Regions from separate parts of the Homo sapiens genome. Here region 1 is linked to region 2. A link is a loop called in an ENCODE intact Hi-C map of the cell type or tissue named here. Cell type or tissue: IMR-90. All regions are shown on one strand. Each heading gives the region's core, and the rest is flanking DNA. Links, peaks and the distances in the headings are about the cores only. Region 1 overlaps STX8 (syntaxin 8). Region 2 overlaps STX8 (syntaxin 8).

The links. A loop is a pair of places that touch in the nucleus more often than their neighbours do. Peaks named below come from ENCODE experiments on the same cell type or tissue, not always from the same donor. Only the 100,000 strongest peaks of a DNase experiment are listed, where the experiment ranks them.
Region 1: it touches region 2 in a loop (2.2-fold over the local background); 1 of 110 quality-filtered maps calls a loop at or near these places.

Annotation. Positions count from the first base shown.
Region 1 is chr17:9,358,115-9,363,491 of GRCh38, forward strand. The region is part of intron 7 of STX8 (syntaxin 8); the gene reads right to left. Among named protein-coding and RNA genes, the nearest start is that of STX8, 220 kb to the right of the region's middle. In IMR-90, for the core only: no CTCF peak of the experiment used is centred there; DNase peaks (open chromatin) are centred at 2,727 and 3,277; H3K27ac peaks cover 428 bases.
Region 2 is chr17:9,272,675-9,278,051 of GRCh38, forward strand. All of the region lies in intron 7 of STX8 (syntaxin 8), which reads right to left. Among named protein-coding and RNA genes, the nearest start is that of NTN1, 250 kb to the left of the region's middle. RefSeq lists an enhancer at 326-827. In IMR-90, for the core only: no CTCF peak of the experiment used is centred there; no DNase peak of the experiment used is centred there.

The DNA of each region.
Region 1 (5,377 bases), core at 174-5,173, 85 kb after region 2:
AGGAGGCCAAGGTAGATCGTTTGAAACCAGGAGTTCAAGACAAGCCTAGGTAAGAAAGCGAGACTTCATCTCTACCAAAAAAACAAACAAAAAAATTAGCTGGGCATGGTGGTGCACACCTGTAGTTTCAGCTACAGGGGACGAACTCCAGGGCTCAAGTGATCCTCCTGATAGCTTAGCACAGAGGTATGACCATGCCACTGCACTCCAGCCTGGGCAACTGAGCGAGACCCTGTCTCTAAACAGAAGGGAAAAAAAGGTCTTCAATTTTGCAAAAGGGCAGCCATGGTACACCACTCAGTTGTTCATTCACGGTCTTCAACCCACTTTAAAAGGCATAATGGAAATGACAAGAAAACAGATACAAAAGGTATTTTTAAGAGGATGCGGCAGAATGTATCATAAAGTTATTACACAGTAACAGTTTTTAAATGCACTTCTTGGGACTATTCCTGTGCTCCGTTATCTTCTAAACACACTTCCAGATGGCCCCATGTTCGGTGACACATTGAGGAGAGAAAGCGGCTGGTGAGGCCACACAAAAGAAACCGGAGGATGGCAGGGTGCTAGGAATGCTGGCTGAAGGGTGGGATGCAGCTTGGGCATGAGGCCTTTAAAAGGCATATTCTTGACCAAGATGATAAATAGAGAGGACAGTAATTAAGGGAGGAAGACTGGAACTGAGAGAAAACAGGAAAGGAGAGAGTAGGGGGAAAAGATTACAAAGAGAGAAGTGAGGATGAGTACAGGAAACTCCGGGAGCACCCAATACCCCAGGGCAGGAGATGTGATTTAAGGATGGGAACATTATGGCTGTATTTGATTGGCTTACATGTAATAGTCCCCAGCCCCTTGGGGGTCACCAGTGCTACAGGGAAACCTGGGTGGGATTATATCCAGCATCCTCTCAGTGGAACTAAGGCTTTTTTTTTTCTTTTTTTTTTTGAGATGGAGTTTTGCTCTTGTTGCCCAGGCTGGAGTGCAATGGCGCAATCTTGGCTCACTGCAACCTCCATCTCCCGGGTTCAAGAGATCCTTCTGCCTCAGCCTCCCAAATAGCTGGGATTACAGGCGCCTGCCACCACGCCTGGCTAATTTTTGTAATTTTAGTAGAGATGGGGTTTCAACATGTTGGCCAGGCTGGTATTGAACTCCTGACCTCAGGTGGAACTAAGGCTCTTGAGCCTGACTTTGGGCGTTAATACGCAGGAAAAGAGGTATTACTCTCTGTGGAAGTTATCACCTTCAAGATAAACACACTGGCCCTGGGAAGAAAGGTTGAATAGAGAGCCTGAAATCCCCAAAGAGAAATCCCTTGAAGGGCTCCTCTGAACTCCCATCACCCACAAACTTAAGAGTTTTCCTGGTATTCCACAATGCTGAGACATATTTTTTTTTTTTTTTTTTTTTTGGGACAGAGTCTTGCTCTGTCGCCCAGGCTGGAGTGCAGTGGTGCAATCTCGGCTCACTGCAAGCTCCGCCTCCCACGTTCATGCCATTCTCCCGCCTCAGCCTCCCAAATAGCTGGGACTACAAGCGCCGACCACCATGCCCGGCTAATATTTTTGTATTTTTAGTAGAGACAGGGTTTCACCGTGTTAGCCAGGATGGTCTCGATCTCCTGAGCTCGTGATCCGCCCGCCTTGGCCTCCCGAAGTGCTGGGATTACAGGTGTGAGCCACCGTGCCTGGACTGTGATAGGAGTTTTAATTTTCTCTGGTTAATGAAATTTCAGGGAAGGGATCAAAGGTGATTTTATTTCTCTTTGGTGGGTCCTGTTTCCAGGCAGATAAGGGAGCTTCAGAGAAGAGCCTCATTCTGTGCTTTGGGAGGGACAGAGGATTGAGGGACAGGAGTGGGGAGAAGGTTAAAGAGCCCCTGAGGTGTCTTTAGTTCCGCGTGTCAAAGGGCCATTTTTTGAGGTATTGTTTCCTGAGCCTGACATACGGAACAGGATGGCACAATATTTTGAAGATGCCAAGGAATTTTGAAATTACACTATTTTAACCTTGCCATAATTTAATGGAAAGGGGGAACACCAAGTATTTCTTCATTTTTTAAATTAAAAACTTTCTATTGTGGGCAAAATACATATAATGTAAAATTAACCGTCTTTTTTTTTTTTTTTTTTTTTTTTGAGTCAGAGTCTCACTCTTGTAGCCCAGGCTGGAGTGCAGTGGTGCCATCGCAGCTCACTGCAACCTCTGCCTCCCGGGTTCAAGCGATTCTCCTGCCTCAGCCTCCCGAGTAGCTGGGATTACAGTCGTGCACCACCACGCCCAGCTCATTTTTGTTATTTTTAGTAGAGATGAGGTTTCACCATGTTGGCCAGGCTGGTCTCGAACTCCTGACCTCAGGTGATCTGCCTGCCTCGGCCTCCCAAAGTGCTGGGATTACAGTGTTGAGCTACCATCTCTACTATATTTACTCACTTTCAAAAGAACCCTTTTCTGTTTTCCTTCCAGATAAGTTATACCAGCCAAAATATCAACAAAATGGTGAAAAATCTTAATTCCCTGTCTGCAAGAAAAAAAATATTTATTAGTGTTAAAAAAAAAAAAAAAAAGACTGTAGAAATCCAAAAGTCATTTTGAAAGCAACGACCGTTTTAAGGGCCAAAAGAGAAATACGGGCTGTTTCGAGCGTGAATCAAAGTGTCAAAGAACATTTGGAGGCTGCTCGGTAGACATGCACTCTCTCAAGGACAACTGAGATGCATGCCTGACTGAGTCACGGCTGAGCACCCAGCGCTCAGCAGTCAGCTCCAGAGCTGCAGAAAGTAACCCAGTGAGACCCGCGGTGCCGGCTACAGGTCCCTGACAGCTGATACCCAACTTCAATACAAAGATCAATTTGCTGCTAGTCCAGAGAAATTGACCTTCGTGTTCAGACTCATGGGCAGAAAAAGTCAACAGTGATTTAAAAATGAACCCCAAATCAATTATTCTAAGGAATTTAACGCTGGTTCAATGACTGAAAATTGTCATTGCCTGGCTCTGAAATAGAAAGGAAAGGTGAGCCAAAAAATAAATACCGAGTCATTGGTAAGGTTCTGTTGGAGTCAATTAATGGATCCCTAGAGCTGATTAAAGAAAAAAAAATTATTAATGCAACATCTGGAGTTAAGTTATTTAAAAGCTAATACCAGGGCTTATGCCACTGAATTTCCAAGGGACTTGGCAAAGGAGAATTATCTATTTATTTTCTAAATACCACAGATTCCTTTAAATTACCCAACCTCTCTTGCTTCATTCAAACATGTGCAGCTTCAAGTGGGCGTCTACTGCATTAGATTAGATAAGTCACAAGGGCAGAGTCTCTGGACTGCAGGCGTTGCTTTGCAGTTGAGCTGCTCTCTTCACATGGGTACCACCATAATGTATGCTCCAGGGTGAAGAGCAGCAGGAGTAGGGATTTACTCACGGACAGAACAATCAATGTGGCCAACAGAGATGCTTTGTACAGAATTACTAATTAGTGCAGCAAGGTATTAATTATTATAATTTCTAAAAATATTACAATTCCATCTTTAATTTTGTTTAGTTCCATTCAACTTTTAACAGTGATTGTTTCTTGTAAGCAACGTTAGATGTCACAACTAACATGAAAGCAAAACTGTGTCTCATTCTCTGAGCACGCACCAATAACTGGCAGGAGCTGGATGCCTCTTAAACAGAGTGGCAAGCACCAGAAAGTCAGGAAGGTAATCTGATATTTGAATTTCCATTTAGACAATATCCAAAGAAGATAATCCATGTGTGATTAACTGTGACTTTAATAACCCTACAAACCACGCACGCCTCCATTTGATTCATTTTATAGTTACAGTTTTAAAGAAAGGAAAGGCATCAAATCTGTACCCAAAACATCAATTTTAGGGAACTTATTCAAAAAATTTAAAGTGTCTACCAGCTCACTTTTAAACATGTAACTAGGCTGGACGCAGTGGCTCATGCCTGTAATCCCAGCACCTTGGGAGGCTGAAGTGGGCAGATCACTTGAGGTCAGGAGTTCAAGATCAGCCTGGCCACCATGGTGAAACCCCGTCTCTACTAAAAATACAAAAATTAGCCGGGGTGTTGGCCCATGCCTGTAATCCCAGCTTCTCAGGAGGCTGAAGCATAAGAATCGCTTGAACCAGGGAGGCGGAGGTTGCAGTGAGATCGTACCACTGTACTCGGGCCTGCATGACAGTGTGAGACTCTGTCTCAACAAACAAACAAACATGTAATTAAAAACAGCCCTAGAGCTATAATGCCAACTTGGGAGAAAAACATAAGGAATCTCTATCTACCAATTACTTTTGAACACAGAACCCAGAAGTAAAGATTCTCTGTAATTCTATTCCTTTATTTTCCTGCCCTAATACATACTAAAACCTGCCAAATCTTCTCCTTATCTTCCATTAAAAATTCTCTCTCTGGCTGGGCGCGGTGGCTCACACCTATAATCCCAGTACTTTGGGAGGCCGAGGTGGGCGTATCACGAGGACAGGAGTCTAAGACCAGACTGGCTAACATGGTGAAACCCCGTCTCTACTAAACAAAACACAAAAAAGTTAGCCAGGCGTGGTGGCGGGCGCCTGTAGTCCCAGCTACTAGGGAGGTTGAGGCAGGAGAATGGCGTGAACTCAGGAGGCGGAGCTTGCAGTGAGCTGAGATTGTGCCACTGCACTCCAGCCTGGAGCCTGGGCGACAGAGTGAGACTCCGTCTCAAAAAAAAAAAAAAATAAATAAATAAATAAATAAATAATCTCTTTCTTGTTTTGTTCCAATGAGAAAAACTATATATGTTTGAAAAAAAAATTCAAATAATAAAAACACACTGAAGGTAAAAGTCTCTATTCAGGTATGATTTAACTCTGCATGTATTTAACTTGATGCGGCCACCCTGTATGATAGGAGAGGATCAGCAAAGGTCTTGCCTATTCCCCTAGCTCATAACTGATTTAGTGTGAGTGCACGTGTGTATACAGTGTGGTGGTTAATTCTCTTCAAAGGAGTATGGAAAGAGGATGACAGAGTTGGATGGAACCTCAAAGACCATCCAGTGGCAAAATACATATAATGTAAAATTAACCATCTGAGGCCAGGGATCATTGATTTTACATGTGAAAAGACATAAAGTGATTTTGCCTCTTCTCTCCCGACCCAGGCTTAGCCAGCTTTGGTAAATTCAGTCCCAACTAGAATCCAATTCTTCATTTCATTTCAATTTACGGATATAAAAGAAAAATCTATATATAAATAGTGAGCACTTGAGTGTAATGAGAACTGATGAGTTAGGCTGGGTTCACAAAATATATTCAGCAGGTATTGGGATTCTATTTCTCCCATAAGTAGGTAGACAAATAGTGTCGGGAAAGCATACTTTGAGT
Region 2 (5,377 bases), core at 307-5,306:
AATGAGACAGAGAATGTCTAATGATTAGTTCCTTATGGTCCTTACATTCTTGAAGTATATTCTTTACGCCCGCTGGAACACTTCTGCATTCTTGATAGCATGATTGCAATATAAGTTCTTTCCCTTCTGAGCACTGTCTTTTATTGACACACTAAAATATCCTAGGAGCAGGATGGGTCTTCCCACCTTCCTCACGCCCCTCTTTCCCCACTGCCACACTCTCCGCGCCATTCCTTGTTCTCTTTCTAAGAACGCAATAAACATTTCAGCACAATCTTTTCAATCCACATTATTTATAATATTCCGAACATCCATCGAGCCTGGCTAGAATGCGAAGCAATAAATCAAACTTAACAACAACAAAGAAGGAAGGGGGAAAACCGCCCTTTGGCGAGGCGAAAGCCTGAGACGTTTCATTCCCCGAAGGGTTTAGTTATGTTAGGAAAAGTGAGATGGGGATGAGACCCGAGGTTTAGAATGACATAGAGGCAGGAACTGGAATCTATAGGCATAATCATAACTTTGTATAAACCTCAAACAAACTTACCTCTCTGGGGTGTCATGAGGATAAATGAGATACGTGGGAAGCACTCCGAGTGCCTCGAACGAGAGCAACTGGAGCCCAATTCTCCTTTTTGGGTCCAAAAGGTCATCTTTCTTGGAAGGGAGAGGGCTAAGAGCTCCCCCAACTCCCTGAGCGCCAGTCTTTGCTAATTAACATCCCCTCTGCAGGTTTAACTAAGATGGGGGTGAGCCTGGAAGCAGGGCCTCGAGGTAGGGCTGCTAGGTCCTGGACCCAGTCTCCACCCCCAGCAGGGACCCCTCTCCCCACTGCCAGCGAGGACCACGCCAGGCCACACACAGCCAGGGGTGTCCCTGCAGAATGATTCAGCTCCTGCCGGGGGTGGGAAGTAGAGCTCGTCCCACATCCTTTCCTCATGGCGCTACGCAGGTTAACACTGTCTGACTTTGTCTTCGCAAAGAAAGAATCTAGCTCCACAGTTTGCTGATGATTTCAAAATTTATCTAAACGAATGTGGAGGCCAGTACAGGCTATTGGCTAATTGCAGAATTGGCTTGAGGCCTTTCTGCCTTGGCGATTTCCCACGCATTCCCGTCTCACGTTGGAAATCCAAGCTGTTTGGGAGTGGGCGTGTGTTTGCGTGGCAGGCCTCAATGCAGCGGCTCTGTTGCTGTCTAGTCTAACATGCTCTGCCGTCTGCTCTCAGTGGTCCCTTCTGACAGTTTCCTGGATATAAAGGGGTGCTTCTTTTCCAGTCTTGTTGAATGGTACTGAATATAAGATTAGAATAACTGAATCACAATCCACATTTTAGTCATTACAGTCTCATGTTAGCTCTGGGGAAATGACCATAACCGGTACTTACTCATGAGAATTTTCTACCAAAAAGTCAGACAAGAAAGTCATTTTCTTATGAAAAGTGTCAAATGTGCCACCTACTCTGGCTTTGCCATCCCTCCCCTCTGCATGTTAACCTCACTTGGTCTTCTTAAGGTACAGATAATGCCTTCCTGCCCAGATCTGTTACCTGCTTGCTGGCTTGGGTGGAGGTTAGATCTCAACCACTGTTCTGGAAAGGATTTGATCATCAGCTTGGCTTTGTTCATAACTTCCTGCAGTAAAAAAAAGTCTTCAAAAAACCCAAATTCACGAGTGATATAGACATTTGTTTAAACAAAGTCTTCAGGCCGGGCGCGGTGGCTCCCAGCACTTTGGGAGGCTGTAATCCCAGCACTTTGGGAGGCTGAGGCGGGCGGATCACAAGGTCAGGAGATCGAGACCATCCTGGCTAACACGGTGAGACCCTGTCTCTACTAAAAATACAAAAAATTAACCGGGCGTGTTGGTGGGCACCTGTAGTCCCAGCTACTTGGGAGGCTAAGGCAGGAGAATGGTGTGAACCCCGGAGGCAGAGCTTGCAGTGAGCCGAGATTGCACCACTGCACTCCAGCCTGGGCAACAGTGTGAGACTCTGTCTCAAAAATAATAATAATAATAATAATAATAATAATAATAATAAACAAAGTCTTCAAAAATACAACAATTTCTTTTTTCTTTTTTTTTTTTTTTTTTGAGACGGAGTCTCGCTCTGTCACCAGGCTGGAGTGCAGTGGCGTGATCTCAGCTCACTGCAACCTCCACCTCCCAGGTTCAAGCAATTCTCCTGCTTCAGCCTCCCAAGTAGCTGGGACTACAGGCATGCACCACCATGCCTGGCTAATTTTTGTATTTTTAGTAGAGATGGGGTTTCACCATGTTGGCCAAGCTGGTCTCAGACTCCTGACCTCAAGTAATCCGCCCGCCTTGGCCTCCCAAAGTGCAGGGATTACAGGCATGAGCCACCGCGCCTGGCCCAACAATTTCTTTATGATGTCTCTAAGTCACAGAAACCAACAAAATCATCATTACTTGACTGTTCAAGTTAAGGGTCTCTTTACAACTTCCACTTCTTTTGCTTCTGATGACGCAACCATCCTCTTGAGCTCCGGCCTCCCAGGGCTGAGTGGTTCACCCAGACCTCTGGGGTCCCTTCCTTGGTATATTTCCACTTTCACTCCAAGCGTCCATGGGAACTTCTTTCCTTTGTCTATTACCTCCTAGGTGGAGCTCTTCTGCCTTCCTATTTTCCCCCATCGCCTCTAAGTAAAGGGCTGGCTTCACTGACGCAGGGAGACATCGCTGCTCTCTGTCTCTCCTTTAGTGCCTTCTCCCTGGTCAATGGAGTTCCACTATTCCCACCCTTACCTATTTACATACACCAGCAACTTCTCTTTACTTAGAGGTGTAAGTCTGCTGGAGAGCAGACTGTCTAGCTACTGAACTTCCCATCTGTGTGATCATGAGCCAGCCATTTAACCCATCTGGACCTCACCTATAAGATGGGGATAACAGGTTGGGCGCAGTGGCTCATGCCTGTGATCCCAGCACTTTGAGAGGCCAAGGTGGGTGGATCATGAGGTCAAGAGTTTGAGATCAGCCTGACCAACATGGAGAAACCCCGTCTCTAGTAAAAATACAAAAATTAGCCGGGCATGGTGGCTCATGCCTGTAATCCCAGCTACTCGGGAGGCTGAGGCAGGAGAATCATTTGAACCCGGGAAGCAGAGGATGTAGTGAGCCAAGATCGTGCCACTGCACTCCAGCCTGGTCAACAGAGTGAGACTCTGCCTCAAAAAAAGAAAAAAAAGAAAAAAAAAAAGGGCGGGGGATAACAGTAGCGTATATATAATGTGCTGCAATAATGTCAATGACACAGTAAATGCTCAATAAACACTCACTTATCTTATTATTAAGGCTTTTCCAGTCATGCTTCATGGTGTGCCTACAGCCCCTTCAAATGGGATCTTTTTAGATCAGAGCTCTGGCTGAGGTGTGAGTCAAGGTGGCTGCGGTTTCTATCTACCCCCTGATCCCACCCATCAAGCCATAGGGCCCTGGGCATGCAGGGCAAGTTCAGCCGATCCACAGGCTGGCCAGCAGCCCCTGAGTGATTTTGGTCCAGTACATGCAACTGAGCTGGATAAGGATTATTTTCTCTGAAGTTGGACTAGGAAATAAGGAGTGATGCAGGCTTACCAAGTCTGCCTTGGTTCCTAACGAAGGGAACATGTTTCTTTAAAGTAACCCCATCTTTTTTTGTGGAAATGTGAGTGATTCTGTTTCATTTTTTCCCCAACCAAAAGATGTCCCAAAGAACAAAAGTTTAATTAATATATATCCCAGGCTACAGATGTATGTGCTTTAAACGAGGGACAGATTTTGACTCAAGGAATACATTTCTAATTGTAAAATTTTGGGTCATCAGCAAGATGACTGAAAGGATCTCCATCACTTCCGAAATTAGAACTTTTAGGCCACTGTTGAGATATCTAAGACATCAACAAAATTAGTTTTTTGTCAGCTTTTCTTGTTTTTGTTTGTTTATTTGTTTGTTTTTTTTTTTTGGTTGTTGTTTTTGAGATGGAGTCTCGCTCTGTTACCCAGGCTGGAGTGCAGTGGCACGATCTCAGCTCACTGCAACCTCTACCTCCTGGATTCAAGCCATTCTCCTGCCTCAGCCTCCTGAGTAGCTGGGATTACAGGTGCCCACCACCACGCTCGGCTAATTTTTTTGTGTTTTTAGTAGAGACGGGGTTTCACTATGTTGGGCAGGCTGGTCTCGAACTCCTGATCTCGTGATCCGCCCGCCTCGGCCTCCCAAAGTGCTGGGATTACAGGTGTGAGCCACTGCACTCAGCCACCTTTTCTTTTTTTAAAGAGACGAGATCTTGCTATGTTGCCCAGGCTGGAGTGCAGTGGCTATTCACAAGTGTGATCATTAACACACGACAACCTTGAACTCTTGGGCTCAAACGATCCTCCTGCCTCAGCCTCTGGAGTAGCTGGGACTACAGGTGCATACCACTGTGCCTAGCCAGAATCACCTTTTAACATCCATGGCTATTTCAAATCTAGAGTTTACAGCGTCAGTAGGTTTAATGCGGATGAACATCTTCATGACTTAAAAATGAGTAAGGAACACATCCTTTTCTGGTTAACTTCCTTGTCACTCTGGAGAATGTCCCTACCGCTATTTCTCAAATGAGAGGACCTGAAGTTCTCTGGAGCACGGGGTGTGGATGGAGGTATAAGAGAAGGGATAGCTGGAAATGATAGTGGGTGAAGGTTAGTGAGGGCAGGGTCTCAATGAGTGAGGGCAGGGTCTCAATGAGTGAAGGCAGGGTCTCAATGGCTCATGAAGGCATCTAGGCTGAATACACAGAAGCCAGTCAGCCTCCATCTGCTTCTACCCAACTCTGTACCAGGTACCATGTTAGGTTCTGGGAATACAACAAGGGTCAAGATAGACATGATACCTGTGCCTGAGGAATTGACAGGCTAATGGGGGAGTCAGACATTCAAACAACCACACAATAAAATGATTACAAATCATAGAGAAGCATTAAGAAGGAAATAAACAAGATGTTATGACAACAGTTACTTTAATGGGGTGGTCAGATATGGCTTTCTGATGAGGTGATCTGTTGAGATCTAAAAGTAAATAAAGCTGGGTGAAGACCATGCCAGCCAAAGCCAGGCAGAGTGGGAAGCACAGAGCAGCTAGGGATTCATGGAATGGAAAGAAACCCACTGTGGTTAGAACTGGCCAGTGAGGAGAGAAATCAAGGTAAATTTGGTGAGAGTGTCAGGGCTAAGTCCTGCAGGGCCCTAGAAGCCATGGTAAGGAGTTGGATTTTATCCTAAGTACAAGGGAAGCAAGTGAAGGGTTTAAGCAGGGAGCGGCAATATCTCCTTTAGGTTAGACAGTCATTTATGTCACAGTGTGGAGACTGGACCGGAGGGTATGGTGTCCAG